Linked DNA regions of Homo sapiens: region 2 is linked to region 1. The links are chromatin loops, found by intact Hi-C in ENCODE. Cell type or tissue: GM12878. All regions are shown on one strand.

Region 1 (4,000 bases):
ATTTTTTTTTTTTTTTTTTTTTCCCTGAGACAGAGTCTTACTCTGTTGCCGAGGCTGGAGTGCAGTGGCGCGATCTCGGCTCACTGCAACCTCCGTGTCCCGGGTTCAAACAATTCTCGTGCCTCAGCCTTCCGAGTAGCTGGGATTACAGGTGTGTGCCACTACACCCGGCTAATTTTTGTATTTTTAGTAGAGACGGGGTTTCACCATGTTGGCCAGGCTGGACTTGAACTCCTGACCTCAGGTAATCAGCCCGCCTCGGCCTCCCAAAGTGCTAGTATTATAGGCATGAGCCACTGTGCCCGGCTGTGGCTTTTTTTCTTTAAAATAAAATTACACGTTATTAAAGTCTGAATTATTTTAGTTGAGAAATATATCCCTCTTTTATGCTATTTAATAACCTTATTAATCCCCTATCTTTTTTGACAAAGGCCTGACTACAACTACATAAATGTAGTAAATGCATGAAACGTGATTTCCCCTGAATGCTACCCCTGAACACTTCAACAGTTTCTACCTTTTACTACTTCCCCCTCAATTTTTTTTTTAATAAGAAATAATCATGCCAGTAGGATGCAAGTAGGAGACTAGACTATGGCTGGAGACTGGACTTCCGACCTTTAAGCCTCAGATCACAAAAAAGCAGCCTCAGTGTTTTCTTCTAGAAACGCCTTTTCCCTGCAAGGACTAATTGTGTTGTGTTCTGAGTTATATACAGCTGTATTTGAGGTACTTGAGAACAAACATAGTCCTTTCTACCTTTTGGAGGAATAATTTATTGAAATGCCACCTCAAGCTATCTGTAGTGATTAATTTCCTTTAAAGACATAATCAGACCTATGCTCTCTGTCCTCCTGACTTTTAGGATTCCTAGAGAAGACCTATTAGTGTAGCACCCAGAGGTATTCATATTTTCATCTTCTATCTTGGTTGTGTTGATGCTGATGATGTTAATATCACCTGTCTTAATTTAATCCAGGCCCAAATGTCCATTCCCCTCAGCCTCATAGCGGACATTGTAATTGAATACAGTGTTCCCTCTTGAGCCCCAAAGGAGCCATAATCCAGTCTCCTATTTGCAGTCAACAGGAGTGGTGTGCTGCTGGCATGATAATCCCTTTCCCTGGAAAGGGCTCATTCATCACAATAATTTGTAGTAGTCCTTTGTGGATTATCCAATAATCGATGCAGTTAAAATATGAGATTGAAGTGTTGGAAAAAATAATATTCTAATCTTGACATAGTTCTTTAATGAGGCTAATTAGTAACACAAATTCTTCATACAGTTTCAAACCCTTTATAGAGATAATTTTCATGTTCTGAATACTTTTTTTTTTTAACATTTTAAAATATGGGATATTGTTCTTCAAATACTCTGGAGCTCCTCTGACAATGGCCATTCAGAGGTAAACCGCTGACTCAAAACAGGTCCAAAATCAGTGCAAGTGTCTCCAAGACAAGCAGATCTAGGTCTTTATGTAGTCAACATGTTTGCCTGGATGACTTTTTTTTCCCATGCATTTTGGAGGTTAAATTTCTTTCCAGTTTTTGCAGTTGGAAAATCTTGTCGCTACTATTTAATTAAGAGAGATTTACCCGTTTGGATTATTTAGAACTTTTCTTATTTTTAGGTCTCAAATTTTACCTTTCAATATTCTAAGATTCTGGACTCTTTATGAGCACCAAAAGGAAAAGATCTAGTGAGAAAAAAACAGTTCTTCCATGTATAGTACTGAAACTGTATCCCCCCCCCCAGCTCCCACAAACTCAAACTCTTGTTTTAAATTGCAGTAAAATATACATATTATTCAGATTGTTGAGCAACCATTACTCCATCAACTTCCAGAACTTTTGCATCTTCTCCAACTGAAATGCTACTCATTCCACACTAACTCCCCCTTCACTAAACTCTTAATAAATAGCAAGAAGACCTTTCTGTTTCAGCAGAAAACCGTGAGCTCATTTCAGTGAATTATGGGGTTGTAGGCCACTAGAACAAGTGAGAGGAAAAGAGCCACTAACCTGCTTTGTGTGCCAAATCTCTGAGCACCTACTATTTGGATTATATTAAAACCCGCTGAGATTTTGTTTTGTTAAAACTTGGAAATATCTGCTCTGAGCCCAGGTCCTTGCTCAGTTGAGCATGTCATTGTTTTTGAAGCTCTGACTCAGCAGCACTCTAGCTAGCTCTGGGAAGAGGGACTCAGCTGTATGTGACAAACCACACACACAGAGTAGCCTCTCTGTGTCTCTTGGTGGCCAAGAACACCCTGGGGATTTCCAAATGCTTGTTGCTTTTCCTGCAGCTGCAAAGGTGTAGTTAAGAAGGGACACTTGGGTATAAGGAACAACATGCCCTGCCTGAAAGCTGTCTCTTGAATGAAAATAGTTGGACCAAAGGTTAGAGAAATCATGATACAGAGAACATGAGCCAGGAGGTAGCTAAAATGACAGGACTGAAACGTTCGAGAGTCTAAAGTCCCATTGCTTGTACTTGGCCAATGTCCTTCCCGTTATGCCAACAGGACATTTGAACAAGAAAGATTGACTGACCAACTCAAATACACAGTCCCTCTGATAGTTAACATTTCTGGGTCACTCTATAGCTTCTGGAAAGCCTGAAATTACCATGACTTGGCATGACTCTGGCTCATGACAAATTAAATGTGACATTATGTGGTTTCCCCAGAGGAAAAATAATTTGTACCTGCCAGAGTGGCCTGACTGATGCATCTCAGCTGCCATATCCAAGACCGTGAGAGGACTTGGTTAGCTCTTCTAGAGCCCCACCAGTTTCCCCCTGCCTGAGGGAAACTACCACTCTTTGGGTCAGCAGTCTGGGGGATAGTAACCCTGATAGGGTGTTGAATGGTGCTACTGATCAGCTCCAGAGCCATTGCTGGGAGATGATCAATTTCATTCCCGCACCCACCATCGTGCATATGTGTTCTGGAAAAAACTCCTAAGCAAATTTAAATTAATTTTGTTCTTGAGATTTCGGGACATGTTTTCCCCTCCTCCTACCCTCCACTCCACTCCCCTCCCTAAAGTAACTAGAAACACCCAGTGTATCTCAGTTAAACCTGAGATATACCCTCACCTCCAGACAGGAGAAACACAAAGCCATTCTTAACTCCAGAATTGTACCTTCCACTTTCCATCCCACACTAGCCCATTCTAATATGGTTTTTCTTAATCATTCTTTAGACAATAAAATTTTAATATAAAAGTGATGATAGGGTTAAACTAAAGAGTTAGGATGAAATGCATATTACTTTGACAAATTTATTATAATGTGTTTGGAATTGTATAGGGGTTTATATTTTAGTTAATGCTAAGAGACTCATGAAAGCATCTATTCAATTATGAATGACTAAACTTGTTTTAAACATACAGTATCTTGGACATCTACCTTCTTTACACTATGAACCAAGGTAGCTGGAATTGATTGTGTCTGCGTTATTGTCCACAGAGGGATTGGAGGAACAGAGTAGTACTTATACAGAAACGGTGGATCTCTGACAGATACAAAAATAGCACAGTTTAACACTGAAAAGTAGATCCCGGGTCTCCTGACACCAGTTTTGTCCCTTAAGTATATGTATGAGGGTTACCATCATCATCCATCATTATCAGTCTGCCTGACACTTATAGACACCATAAAAATCTGGCATCTTGCAAGAGAGAAGATGACTTCAACAAAAATTTGACAGTAGGTTCAGAAATATAACAACTGACAACTTTCCTATTTATTTAATTAATTTATTTATTTTTTGAGATGGAGTCTTGCCCTGTTGCCCAGGCCTAGAGTGCAATGGCATGATCTTGGCTCACTGCAACCTCCGCCTCCCCAGGTTCAAGTGATTCTCCTGCCTCAGCCTCCTGAGTAGCTGGGATTACAGGTGCCTGCCACAATGCCCAGCTAATTTTTTTTTTTTGAGATGGAGTCTCACTCTGTCGCCCAGGCTGGAGTATAGTGGCACAATCTCGGCTCACTGCA
Region 2 (4,000 bases), 230 kb before region 1:
CAGGATCTTGGCTCACTGCAACCTCCACCTCCCAGATTCAAGCGATTCTCCTGCCTCAGCCTCCCAAGTAGCTGGGATTACAGGCACCCACCACCACTCCAGGCATTTTTTTTTTTTTGTATTTTTAGTAGAGATGGAGTTCACCATGCTGGCCAGGCTAGTTTCAAACTCCTGACCTCAAGTGATCTGCCCGCCTCATCGTCCCAAAGTGCTAGGATTACAGGCGTAGCCACTGCACCTGGCTCAATTCCCTATGTTAAACTTCCTTGTTAAAATAATTGTTATGGTTTCTCCTTTCCTTATTGGACCCTGAGTAACACATACTCTACATCCATTCTATTGATTCAGGTCTTTTCCTCACCTCTCTCTTGCCTTCCAAACCCCACTTAGTAAAATGTTAAAGGAAGCATTCGCCCATGATTCTTTTTTCTCCTACCCTGAAGTTTGCTTGTACACCCATAATTCTTCAAGCATGTCCTTGTGAGCTTCAATTCACCCTGTTCCATCCCTTTTTTCTTTCCGTGTTAAATGATGAAGAGAAAAATCCTGCTCAAAGAGAGTAAGTTCAAGATAGTCTTGGTTCTAAAAAGAGAAGCTGAAAACCTGCTATCTTTTGATTGGCTGTCAAGACTCTTCATCAAAGCAGATGTCCCAGACTAATTTCAACAATTCTTCATCTTAAATTCAAGACTTTAAAAAACCTTCACAGACTTGCAGAAGCCTTTCATCTGAGGAACTCAGAAAATCACAGATTGAACATCCCCCATAAAGAAGAAAGGGAAATAAGTCCAAAATGTAGCCCAGACTATGACATTCTTTGAGGACAATTCTGTATGAACTAAAACTGCAGCCTGTGGACAACTGCTTGAGCCCAGGAGTTTGAGACCAGCCTGGGCAACATAGTTGGACCCCGTCTCTACAAAAAATTAAAAATTTAAAGATTAGTTGGGTGCGGTGGTGCACATCTGTAGTCCCAGCTACTCAGGAGGCTGAAGCAGGAGGATTGCTTAAGCCTGAGAGGTCAAGCCTGCAGTGAGCTATGATCTCGCCACTGTACTCCAGCCTGGGTAACAGAGCGATGTTCCTTTAATTCCAGAGAAGTTGCTAATTTTCTGTAAAAACTCCTTTATGAGAAATGATATTCATGTGGAAAGAATATTCTCTTTATACCCTGATGTGTTATTAATTTCACATCTCTGGGATAAAGCCAGATCATCAGAAAGATTTATGCTTAGAATATCCTCTACATCCCCGGCTACTCTTACTGATATAAGCTCTGATATAATGCTTTAGCTTTTGAAAAATCACCTGATCAGAAAATTTGATTAACATTCTCTTATATAAAACAATTTGACTAGGCTGGGCGCGGTGGCTCACGCCTGTAATCACAGCACTTTGGGAGGCCGAGGCAGGTGGATCACTTGAGGTCAGGAGTTCAAGACCAGGCCTGGCATGGTGGCTCATGCCTATAATCCCAGCACTTTGAGAGGCCAAGGCGGGTAGAAAACCTGAGGTCAGGAGTTCAAGACCAGCCTGGCCAACATGGTGAAACCCCGTCTCTACTCAAAATGCAAAAATTAGCCAGGCGTGGTAAGCAGGCACCTGTAATCCCAGCTACTCAGGATATTGAGGCAGGAGAATCGCTTGAACCCTTGAACCTGGGAGGTCGCAGTGAGCCGAAATCACGCCACTGCACTCCAGCCTGGGTGACAGAGCAAGACTTCCTTCTCAAAAAAAAAATAAAAAAAAAAGAATGTTCAGAGAAAGACTTACTGATCCTGAATGCTGGCTCCCCAAATTATCACTATGACAACCTGTCGAAAAGACAAAGCTGAGCTTATATTGATCTTGGGAAGGGAGTACTCCCTCCACAGAATCTTAGAGCATCTCAGAAGAGGGAGAACAAAGTCAGGATATTTACTGGGACTCTAAGTCAGTTTAAGACAGATCTTATCCGATATCAGTGCTTAATTAACACTCTGTAAGGATTATGACTTAATAGTTTAAGATTCGTGGTCACAGCAAAGTGAAGATGTAAAGGCAAGGTTTTCAAAGAGTCTTGGGTTCAAGCAGTCTTGGGGTTTCAACTGTAGTTTTGATATGGCTCCCATGACTGGAGGAACAAATTGATGCTTTTCATGAAGAGTTGATGGCCTTTTGGGACATTGCTGAAATGAATGATAATGTTATTCACAACTTTTATCTTCTTCAGCAAGAGTTTCCTAGAATAGTAAAGCTATGTTGATGAAACCTAGAATAACAAAGGCCTGTAAATATACACAGTAAGCTATGTGGGTGTATACAGTTTCGGTTCTCACTGACAAAACGAAATTTGAGCTCATTCTCAAAGGAGTGAGGGAATGAGTCATGCCAACATTTGAAAGCAGAGTTCCAAGCCAGGCCCAAGTCCAACTTTTGCAGGGCCTGTGGCAAGGTTATAGATGAATGCCTACTATATGCCCAAATATTTAAGTGTTGGAAATCAAGTTAGCAAACCTTTTTTTCTTAGAGATGGGGTCTCACTATGTTGACCAGGCTGGTCTCGAACTCCTGGCCTCAAAGAATCCTCCCATCTCAGCCTCACAAATGCTGGGATTACAGGCATGAGCCACTGTGCCTGGCCTAGTAAACTCTTAAATAAAATGTTAGCCAGGTGGGGTGGCATGCGCCTCTAGTGCCCCCTACTCCAGAAGCTAAGGCAGGAGGATCCCTTGGGCCCAGAAGTTCGAGGCTACAGTAAGCTATGTTCGTTCCACTGCACTCCAGCCAGGATGACAGAGCAAAACTCCGACTCTAAAACAAAGCAAAACAAAACAAAACAAAACAAAATGCCCAATCAACACCCTCCAATAAAACAAAATAAACTGGTTACTTTAAAAATAAATAAATAAATAAAATGTTTTAGGTGCCTACCTTGATAAATATAACTTTATAGTGACTAAGTAAAAAAACATGTAAAGTTATGCTTTTTATGTGCCTGAAAAACATCAAAGACAACTAATATATTCACACGTGTGTATATCTGAGTATTCTATTGATGTGTAGTTGAATAATAAAATAAGGACACATACACCATATAAATCATTTTATAGTATACTTATTTCATAAAATTTTATTTCTTTGCCTTCATTTGAGGAAAATCATGAATTCAATTGTTATAATAAAGATTTTCACATATTTTGTTTTTATATTGACAACAGTGATCTAAAGATACACTGTCCTATACGGTACACACTGAGCATTTGAAGTGTGAGGCCTGTCCAAACTGAGATGTATTATGAGTGTAAAATACATACTTATTCCAAGGCTTAATATTTTTAAAAAAGTAAACTATCTCATTAATAATTTTATACTGAATACATATTTAAATGGTAATGATTTTAATATACTAGTAAATAGAATATATTATTAAAATTAATTTTACTTTTTTTACTTCTTTCATGTGACTATTAGAACATTTAGAATTACAATGTGGCTCACGTTTGTGACTCATGTTATATTTCTTTTTTTTCAGCTTTATTGAGGTATAATTGACAAAGAAAAATTATATCTATTTAACGTGTTCAACTTGTTGATTTGATGTACATATACTTTGTGTAATAATTACCAAAATCAAATTAATTAACACATCCATCACCATATATATGTACTCTGTGTGTGTGTGTGTGTGTGTGATAAGAACACTTAAGGCATACTCTCTGGCAAATTTTAAGTAAACAATACAGTATTATTAACTGTAGCTATCATGCTGTACAATAGATCCCCAAAATTTACTCATGTTATAAATGAAAGTTTGTAACCTTTGACCAACATCTCCCATTTCCCCCACCCCACAACAGCTGGTAGTCACTGCTCTACTCTCTTCTTCAATGAGTTGGACTTTTTTAGATTCTGCATATAAATGAGATCATACAATATTTGAGTCTGAGTCTGGCTTGTTTCACTTAACATAATGTCCTCCAAGTTCATTCATGTTGTCAAAAATGGCAGGATTTACTCC

The links. Peaks named below come from ENCODE experiments on the same cell type or tissue, not always from the same donor. Only the 100,000 strongest peaks of a DNase experiment are listed, where the experiment ranks them.
Region 2: a loop joins it to region 1, with 2.5 times the contacts of the local background. A loop is called at or near these places in 1 of 110 quality-filtered maps.

The regions. Positions count from the first base shown.
Region 1 is chr4:110,053,877-110,057,876 of GRCh38, reverse strand. All of the region lies in intron 3 of ELOVL6 (ELOVL fatty acid elongase 6), which reads left to right. Among named protein-coding and RNA genes, the nearest start is that of ELOVL6, 140 kb to the left of the region's middle. RefSeq lists enhancers at 2,006-2,065, 2,476-2,525. In GM12878, no CTCF peak of the experiment used is centred here; a DNase peak (open chromatin) is centred at 2,266; H3K4me3 peaks cover 610 bases; H3K27ac peaks cover 1,412 bases.
Region 2 is chr4:110,285,664-110,289,663 of GRCh38, reverse strand. It overlaps the pseudogene ZBED1P1. Among named protein-coding and RNA genes, the nearest start is that of ELOVL6, 89 kb to the right of the region's middle. RefSeq lists an enhancer at 2,305-2,394. In GM12878, no CTCF peak of the experiment used is centred here; a DNase peak (open chromatin) is centred at 2,323; H3K27ac peaks cover 638 bases.